Regions from separate parts of the Homo sapiens genome. Here region 2 is linked to region 1. A link is an interaction called in ENCODE POLR2A ChIA-PET data of the cell type or tissue named here. Cell type or tissue: MCF 10A. All regions are shown on one strand.

What was found. ChIA-PET counts read pairs that join two places held together with the same protein. Peaks named below come from ENCODE experiments on the same cell type or tissue, not always from the same donor. Only the 100,000 strongest peaks of a DNase experiment are listed, where the experiment ranks them.
Region 2: POLR2A ChIA-PET joins it to region 1 with 5 read pairs; 3 of 35 experiments call an interaction of 5 or more read pairs at or near these places.

What each region holds. Positions count from the first base shown.
Region 1 is chr17:40,487,736-40,492,735 of GRCh38, reverse strand. It overlaps TNS4 (tensin 4), which reads left to right. Exons shown (of 13, transcript NM_032865.6): 3 at 3,767-4,190. Among named protein-coding and RNA genes, the nearest start is that of TNS4, 11 kb to the left of the region's middle. RefSeq lists an enhancer at 1,624-2,249. In MCF 10A, no CTCF peak of the experiment used is centred here; DNase peaks (open chromatin) are centred at 995, 2,085 and 2,745.
Region 2 is chr17:40,222,506-40,227,505 of GRCh38, reverse strand. All of the region lies in intron 1 of WIPF2 (WAS/WASL interacting protein family member 2), which reads right to left. Among named protein-coding and RNA genes, the nearest start is that of WIPF2, 5.7 kb to the right of the region's middle. RefSeq lists an enhancer at 2,408-2,979. In MCF 10A, no CTCF peak of the experiment used is centred here; no DNase peak of the experiment used is centred here.

The DNA.
Region 1 (5,000 bases):
CTTTTTGTAGAGATGGAGTCTCACCATGTTGCCCAGGCTACCTCAAGAAATCCTCCTTCCTCAGCCTCCCAAAGTTCTGGGATTACAGGCATGAGCCATATCACCCAGCCCAGGCTTAAAACAAAAAAAAAAAAAAAAAACTAGTCCATGTACCAGCCTGGCCAACATGGCGAAAACCCATCTCTACTAAAAATACAAAAATTAGTTGGGTGTGATGGCATGAACTTGTAGTCCCAACTATTGGGAGGCTGAGGTGGGAGAATCACTTGAGCCTTGGAGGTGGAGTCTGCAGTGAGCCAAGATCCCGCCACTGTAATCCAGCCTGGGCAACAGAGTGAGACCCTGTCTCAAAAAAAAAAAGACTCCATGTAATCCATGATCCCAGTGTCTGGCTTTTGAAGGAAATAGTGGAAACCTCCTTTTACAGATGAGGAAACTGAGGCTCGGGGTGGGTACGTGATGGCTCACAGTCACACAGTCAGGGAGAGATAGGTCAGGCCTCAAATCCCAGGCTCTGGGCTCCATAGGCCACTGTCCTTTCTCTCTTTCTAAAGTCTAGTCTTCTGCCCTCTGGGGCATCACGGAATCCATCCGTTTGGAGGCAGCCTGCAGGCTCCTCTTCTGAGGCGCGACCTCCTGGGTGCTTCACAAACCTTCCCCAGGTTCCCTGCCCCTGCCTTCCTTTAAACTTGCCCTGGGGGCCCCCATCCCACAGAGAATGTGGTTCCTAGAAGCAAACACCATATCCCTTTCTTTATCCTCTCCAACACCCCGCACCCCATCTTTGGAACAGGCCCCCCACTTTCATTTTCCAACAATGTCTGCCAGGCAAGGCTGTTTACCCGCCCCAAGTGAAGGGTATTTAATAAGTATCTCTCCACCCCTCACCCACACGCCCTCCCTCCACTCACCCGCCTGCCTGGGGCTGGCGCCGGCACCCACCCAGCACTGCTCAGACTTGCCCCACAGGCCAGTAAACAGCGACTGCACCCCTGCAATGGGTAGAGGCCCCAACCCCACCCCCCAGCCACACCCACCTTGAGGTGAGCACGGGGCTCCTCCCTCCCCTCCCGCTCTCCTTACTCAGTGACCCCAGCAAGGTCCCTGATGGATGTTTCAATGGCCCAGTGAGTAGGGAGCCCAGAGCTTCACTGTGCCAAGAGACCCTCCCCAAAGCAGCCAAGCACCTTCTCACAGGGCAAGGCCTTGGAGCAGGTTCCCAAGGAGCCCCTCCTCATCCTGGAAGAAGCAGTCCCTAAACAGAGCTCAACAACACTCCCTGGCTGTGCAGCATTGGATAACTCACTTCACCTTTCTGAGCCTTCCAGATTTCCCATCTGTTATATGGGCATTAATAATATCCCCTACTTCCACAGAGTTGTCATGAGGGTTAAAGGAGCTAATACAAGCAATGTGTTCGTAGTGGTCCTGGCACATTGCACTCAATAAAGACCAGTCTCTGTGAAACATCGTTGTACACTAAGTGTTAGCTCCATCCCCACTCTTCTCCAAGCTTCAGTTTCCTCCTCTGTAAAAAATAATGCCTGCCCTGCTCAAGGGCTATTATAAGGTTCAGAGGAGATTATGGGTGTAAACACTATAAAGTCCTATAAAAATTGAAGTTGTGCTTTCCAGCCTTCCAGAAGAATCCAACCCATTCCAAGATCTCTTTTCTTCCAGAGCCCACAATGCAGTGCCCCAAACACTCTCTTCTTGCAGTCATCTTTCTAAGCAGAGAGATCCCCACCTTAGCCAGAAAAGGGCTCCATTTGGCCAATACTGTCCCCAAAAAGCAGGCAGGTAGGAAATGCTCCTCTCTCGAGCCTCACCATGGGCCAGGCTCCCGGCTATTGTATTTCATCCTCATCACAACCTTGGAAGACTGGTTTCAGATCCTCACTTTGCAGATAAGGAAACTGAGGCTCAGAGAGGTTAGGAAAGTTGCACAATGCCCTTGGCTGAAAAGCAGCAAAGCCAGGACTCACCCCAGGTTTGTTTTGCTACAAAGCTAGGCTCTTCCTCCACCCGCTGAGCAGCAAGTCCCAGTCAGCTGCCAGCCCTTGCTCATCTGATGTAACTCCCCACCCCCACCGTGGCCCAAGCAAGCTCAGACAGAGGCAGTAACTGTGAGCAGGGCCAGATGGCCCTACCCAGGAGCGGGCTGGGGCAGGCTGGGGCTCCACAGTCATAATGGGGAGGAACAGTGCATGTGCCAGGGCCCCAGGCAGGTGGGAGCTGAGGGTGCACGTTCTCCCCAATTTCCCCAGCCTCCATCCCAGGAAGCTAGAGGCAAGACTCACACTCTTCAGAAAGGAGCGGCTCATTAACCCCCACCTTCCTCCAGCTTTGCTGGAACAGCACCAAGGACAATTCCCTTCCCCCAGGTCAGGAGGAAGGGTGTTCATCCTCACCTTGGGGAGAACCTCAGAGCAGCCCACTGCAAGGCCGACCTCGGGAGAGGAACAAGGCCTCAGAATCCCAAGAGTCCTGGATGCCCCGACCAGGGAGTGGAAAGAGCGCTGGAGCGCGTCGGCAGCCTGGGGTGTGTTGGGTGACCCCTGTGTACCAGCTACCATCCCCAGGAGATCCATAGCTCAAGAATGCAGCAAGCCCTGTGCTCAGGGAGTGCCTGCTCCAAAGCAGGGTTCTCAGACTCCACTGCATATTCACATGCCCTGGGTGGCCTCGCTAAAATGCAGATTATGTTTCTGTAGGGGTGGAGCCCAGGTGATGTGGTCCTGCTGAGCCATTCATGGTCTACTGGACTCACCTGAAAAACTGGAAAACAAACAAAACTGAGGCCTGGGTTCACCCCCTGGAGAGTTTAATCTAATTGGCACAAGGCGCAGCCTGGGGTGAGTCTAGTGTGTAACCAAGCTTGAGAATCCCTGCTTTCACTGCAGGTACAGAGAAACCACTTCCTTTTTTTTTTTTTTTTTGGAGATGGGGCTTCACTCTTGTCACTCAGGCTGGAGTGCAGTGGCGCAATCTCGGCTCACTGCAACCTCTGCCTCCCGGGTTCAAGCGATTCTTGTACCTCAGCCTCCCAAGTAGCTGGGATTACAGGTGCCCGGCTAATTTTTGTATTTTTGGTAGAGATGGGGTTTGCCATGTTGGCCAGGCTGGTCTTGAACTCCTGACCTCAGGTGATCCACCCGCCTAGGCCTCCCAAAGTGCTGGGATTCCAGGTGTGAGCCACCGCGCCCAGCCTCAGAGAAACCACTTTCACACATCCTGAGTAGCAGAGGCATCAGAAAGTGTCACTGGTACAACCCATCAAGTGGCCATTTCAACCTAGGAACAGGGCACAGACAAAGGAGAGAGTTGCCCAGTTTTTAAGCACCTGGTCTGTGCCGGGAACAGTGCTGTGCTGCCTACATGAGTTTCACTTCATCCTTTTTGTATCACCAAAAGGCTGAATGCAGTTGCCCCACTTTACAGGTGTGGAAACTGAGGCCCTGGGTGGTGAAGTCTTTTGGCCAAACTCTCTCAGAAAATAAGTGGCAGAGCCAGATCTGAAGCCTGGGTCTGTCTGATTCCAAGGCCTGGGTCCCCTACTGCATCTCCTCACCCAAGGGAAGTTGTCACAGGGAGGGTGACTGGAACTGGGCCCTGAAGGTGGAGTTGGGCTCTCCTCTCTGGGCCTCAGTGTCCTCGTCTCTATAAAAGAGGGGGGACAGAATGACCTTGAGGATACTTCCAGCCTCTCTGTTCTATGAGTCCAGGCTCCTGCATTTCACCAATGCTCTGCTTTTCTCCCCCAAAGACATAAAGTACATCGAGGTGACCTCCGCCAGATCAAGGTGCCACGATGGCCCCCAGCACTGCTCCAGCCCCTCTGTCACCCCGCCCTTCGGCTCCCTTCGCAGTGGTGGCCTCCTCCTTTCCAGAGACGTCCCCCGAGAGACACGAAGCAGCAGTGAGAGCCTCATCTTCTCTGGGAACCAGGGCAGGGGGCACCAGCGCCCTCTGCCCCCCTCAGAGGGTCTCTCCCCTCGACCCCCAAATTCCCCCAGCATCTCAATCCCTTGCATGGGGAGCAAGGCCTCGAGCCCCCATGGTTTGGGCTCCCCGCTGGTGGCTTCTCCAAGACTGGAGAAGCGGCTGGGAGGCCTGGCCCCACAGCGGGGCAGCAGGATCTCTGTGCTGTCAGCCAGCCCAGTGTCTGATGTCAGCTATATGTTTGGAAGGTAGGTTCTGTAGCTTCTAACATTGCACACACACACACAGGCACACGCACGCATGCACCCCCTAAAATCACTGAAAGGGACCCTGCTCTGTCTGAGCAAAATCTGGGCATGCACCAAAACCAGAAGCAAATGTTTGCTTTTACAGCCTTTCAGATCTCAAGCTGTCCTCAAGCATTTAGAATACAATTCAATATAAAAAGTCTTGACTTATAGCTACCTTTTGGTAAAAGAGCCGTTGCCTTAATGAGGCTCATCTATATCCTTTCCAGCCCTCATACAACCCATCTCAAGGAAGGTTTTTTTAAACCCCAAAACACAGGGCTATAAATAGAATTGGGGGGCCTGAGATGAACTATTTAGGAATAAAAAGGTTCCTTCCTCTGTTGCTGGCAAAACCTAGCAAAGGAGTGAGGCAGCCCTGCCTGGGAATCACAATCATCCCAGCTCAGTTCTCTATAGACCTCACAGCAGAACTGCAGGCACATGCGCACCCATTCTGCCCCAGGAAGACCGAACCACAGGACTCTGCTTCCCACTCCACCTCCAAAGCCACTGGCCAAGGCAGTCCCTGGCACAGAGGCTGGGGATTCCACAGCCATGCCCACTGGCACAGGCCCCTGAGCTCAGGAAGAAGTCTGGCTGGATGTGAAGCTGGCCTTCTCCTGCAGCTGGGGAGTTCCCTCTGCATCAGCCACGGTGTGGTCCAGCGTAGGTTCAGCCCATCTGCAGGGCTCCTGGGAGTCATGGGGGCCTGAAGGGATCCTGATCCGACAGCTCAGTCAGAACGGCCTGGCTGGGAAGGCAGACGGA
Region 2 (5,000 bases), 270 kb after region 1:
AGACAAACATAGATGTTTCCAAGGGTATTCACTATATACTTTCTTTTTCTTGGCAGGTGAGTTGATACATACTCCTTAGTGGATTCTGACTTCCATGGCCACCATCCTGCTTATATACTTTTTTATCTTTTAAATTTTGTATTATTTATTTAAAATATAACATTTGTGGCCAGGAGCAGTGACTCACACCTGTAATCCCAGCACTTTGGAAGGCCGAGGCAGGCAGATCACGAGGTCAGGAGTTTGAGACCAGCCTGGCCAACATGGTGAAACCCCGTCTCTACTAAAAATACAAAAATTAGCTGGACGTGGTGGCACACACCTGTAATCTCAGCTACTTGACACGGTGAGGCAGGAGATTGCTTGAGCCTGGGAGGCAGAGCTTGCAGTGAGCCCAGATCTTGCCACTCCACTCCAGCCTGGCTGACACAGTGAAACTCTGTCTCAAAAAAAAATAAATAAATAGGCTGGGCGTGGTGGCTCACGCCTGTAATCCCAGCACTTTGGGAGGCTGAGGCGGAAAGATCACTAGGTCAGGAGTTCAAGACCAGCCTGGGCAACAAGGTGAAACCCCACCTCTACTAAAAAATACAAAAATTAGTTGGGCATGGTGGCGTGCACCTGTAATCTCAGCTACTCAGGAGGCTAAGGCAGCAGAATCGCTTGAACTCAGGAGGCAGAGGCTGCAGTGAGCCGAGATTGTGCCATTGCACTCCAGCCTGGGCAACAGAGCAAGACTCAGTCTCAAAAATAATAATAATAAATTTAAAAAATTAAAAAAATAAAATTTGCTAAAAACAGTTCTGTTCTTATTTCTAAGACAAGGAAAGAAGCAGTTTAAATGTCTCACATCTGGATCTTAGATAATAAACATCCTCCCTACTAGGTGAGCACTGGGAGGGCAGGAATGGAAGAAGGAAAAGTCCACTTATCCACAAATCTCAGACATCGCATCTCATACTAGTGTACTACCTTAGAAGAAAATTCCAAAGGCCGGGCACAGTGGCTCATGCCTGTAATCCCAGCACTTTGGGAGGCCAAGGTGGGCGGATCGCGAGGTCAGGAGTTCGAGACCAGTCTGGCCAACATAGTGAAATCCCGTCTCTACTAAAAATACAAAAAAAAAAAAATTAAATTAGCCGGGTGTGGTGGTGTGCGCCTGTAATCCCAGCTACTCGGGAGGCTGAGGCAGGATAATCGCATGAACCCGGGAGGTGGAGGTTGCAGTGAGCTGGGATCGCACCACTGCACTCCAGACTGGCCGACAGAACGAGACTCCATCTCAAAAAAAAAAAAATTTTTTTTTTTTTTTTTTTACCAACTATCCCAATCTGAATACATATGGAGAATGTTTTCACAGTCAGAGGGATTATTGGGAGGAAAAAAAAAGATTATTCGATTCAGCATTTCCAGAAGCACAGAAAGTAGGTCAGTGAATTTGCACTTTAGAAATATCATAATTACTTGCTAAAAACAAATTATTTCCACTGAGGGGCCTCAAAATCCAAATGGCACTCAATTTGAATCCATGAAGCTTAAGAAACTAAATTTTTTTTGAAAATCAATTATAATGGCTGAGCCTGGTGGCTCACACCTATAATCCCAGCACTTTGGGAGGCCGGCAAAAGTTCAAGACCAGGCTGGGCAACATGGCGAAACCCCATCTCTACAAAAAATAAAAATTAGTGAGGCATAGTGGCGTGCGCCTGTAGTCCCAGCTACACAGGAGGCTGAAGTGGGAAGAACACCTGAGCCTGAGCCTGGGGAGGTCGAGGCTACAGATCACGCCGCCACACTCCAGCCTGGGCAAGAGAGAGAGATCCTGTCTCAAAATAAAAAGGGAATGATCTTCACGATCCATCCCAAAACATATTGGAGATAACCCTACCTTTAGCTAACTATCCCCTGAAAAACAAGAGAGTATTTACTAAGTAGAACACATTGTTGGATAGCCATTCCAAATTGCTCTAACTTTGCCAAGCTTAAATGGCAAGGAAGAAACCAATTCCTGGCTCCCCTATTTGATAACTTACATACTTCTGCAGGCTCTTAAGCCAAAATGAGCCAAAATCTTAAAGAGAGTTAAGACTGACATAGACATTAGCAAACATATCACCTTTTTTTCCTATTAACATTGTTGTTCCCCATAAAGGTCTATTCAGCATTTTTTTTTTAGTAGCCCTCTGTAGATATCAAGAAATGCTCATAAATTTAGCCTGTAGTTCCTCAGGCTCAATGGCTTGTGAGAAAAGAAAAAAAAAAAAAAAGTTGGAAATACTGTCTTCTCTTCCACAATGCCCACGAAGCTAGGCAAAGGCAATGATTCTGCATTTAATCACTAGATGAATAAGAAACAGACTTGAATTTAGAAGAAAGATAAAGGACCGCAAGAACATTCAGTAAAGAGTACTGCCTCTATTTCTTTGCAAAGCAGCTCTCAGGATCTGCCAATGAACCTCATTTTGACATGGAACGCCCCATCCACTCTAATCCGGGGCATATCCCTCAAGACACAGTCAGTCAACCGGAACTCTGCCAACTTTTGCTTGGGAGTTGTGTGAAGAATAGTAGCAACAAGAGCCTACTTTGAGAAGGAGATCAACAATCACACTCAAGAAGAAAAGAAGTTATTTGGCAAAGGGATGCATGTTGCCAAAATGTTAGTCACAGCTTCAAGGGCCCAGTTTGTGTCTCTACAACTATTCTTTGCTTTGACAGAGGCCATTATCTGACCCAGGAAACAGCTCAGCTTCTGTCACCCTCCCCATCTGAAGCAGTGAAGAATCCTTTCAATTTGGTAGTATCAAACTGTGACACAGACAAGATGTCCACCAGAGACTAAAAGGGGAGAAAAAATGTGTAATTTGCCACTTTCTACATAGGACTGGCTCAAGCAGAGCAACGGAAAACTGTGACAGGATAGGAAAAATGGAAAATCATTATGTTAAAGAAGCAGGCTGGGCCGGGCGCGGTGGCTCACGCCCGTAATTTCAGCACTTTGGGAGGCCGAGGCGGGTGGATCACAAGGTCAGGAGATCAAGACATCCTCGCTAACAAGTTGAAACCCCGTCTCTACTACAAAAAAAAAAAAAAAAAAAATACAAAAAATCAGCCGGGCGTGGTGGCAGGCGCCTGTAGTCCAGCTCCTCAGGAGGCTGAGGCAGGAGAATGGCGTGAACCTGGGAGGCGGAGCTTGCAGTGAGCCGAGATTGCGCCACTGCACTCCAGCCTGGGGGACAAAGTGAGACTCCGTCTCAAAAAAAAAAAAAAAAAAGAAAAGAAAAGAAAAAAAAAATAAGCAGGCTGTACCAAAAGTCCGCCCAGGAGCACCGAGCCTCCATATGTTATCTCAAAATCCCCTTAAAAAACAAACCAAAAAGGTACACTGTAGGTTGCAATAGCATAATATTAAGCAGGTTTTTACTCCCAAATAAGTACATATATTTTGTAGCCTGCAACTCTTCCTGGGGTTGTAAGAAGACTATGTTTGCTGAAGCTGCCTGAACCAAGAGCCCATGAATTTCACAGTTATTTCAGAGCAGGAAAACAGACTAACATATACCAGGTTACTCTCCCAATCAGAGAACACAAGTAAAGAAAGAACATTTAATAATTTTCTCGGGCCGGGCGCGGTGGCTCACGCCTGTAATCCCAGCACTTTGGGAGGCCGAGACTGGCAGATCACAAGGTCAGAAGTTCGAGACCAGCCTGACCAACACAGTGAAACCTCGTCTCTACAAAAATACAAAAATTAGCCAGGCGTGATGGCACCCAGCTACTCAGGAGGCTGAGGCAGGAGAATCGCTTGAACCTGGGAGGTGGAGGTTGCAGTGAGCAGAGATCATGCCATTGCACTCCAGCCTGGGCAACTGAGCGAGACTCCGTCTCAAAAAAAAAAAAAAAAAACCCAAAAAAAAATTTTCTCTTCAACAGAACAAGACTTCTGTCTCTTGCCTCTTGCCTTTTTTTTTTCCTAAAAACACCTAGTGAGTCTAGAATCTCTTCCCTTCGTAAAAGCCATCAGTAAAACCTGAAAACTCCAATGTTCACACCTCTCCTGCATTTCACCTTGGTGCTATCACATAACTTATCAGTACCAGCTAGGGTAAACACTACTCTAGTATCAAGTGTGAGGTGGAATTAGTAAATGACCAGCCTGGCCAACATGGCAAAACCCTGTCTCTACTAAAAATACAAAAATTAGCCAGGTGGCACATGCCTGTAATCCCAGCTACTTGGGAGGCTGAGCCAGGAGAATTGCTTGAACCCAGGAGACAGAGGTTGCAGTGAGCCAAGATTGTGCCATTGCACTCCAGCCTGGGCAATACAGCAAGACTCTGTCTCAAAATAAATAAATAAACAAATAAAAAAACAAACACTACATTCTACTAGTCTTCATCAATTGACTTCATTCATCTCCACCTTCCCCAACTCTTAACTTCCCTATCTTCATCTTGATGGCAACCAATGTAACACAATATGAAATTTTTACTTTTAAAAGTTGACATTAATAAGAGTTAAAAAACTAAACATGCGGCCAGGTGTGGTAGCTCATGCCTGTAATCTCAACACTTTGGGAGGCCGAGGTGGGTGGATCACCTGAAGTCAGGAGTTCGAGACCAGCCTGACCAACATGGTGAAACCCCATCTCTACTAAAATACAAAAAATTAGCTGGGCGTGGTGGTGCATGCCTATAGTACCAGTTACTTGGGGGACTGAGGCAGGAGAAGCGCTTGAATCCGGCAGGCGGAGGTTGCAGTGAGCCAAGACTGCGCCATTCCACTCCAGCCTGGGCAGCAGGAGCGAAACTCTGTCTCAAAAAAAAAAAAAAAAAAAAAAAAAAAAAAAAACTGAATATGCATCAAATCAAAACCAGTTCTTCCCTGGCTGGCACGCAGACACACACACACACACACAAACACACACACACATGAGCAAGGCTAAGAGGAAGAAACAGAAAAACATGTTTCCTTTTGTTGTTGTTGTTGTTGTTGTTGAG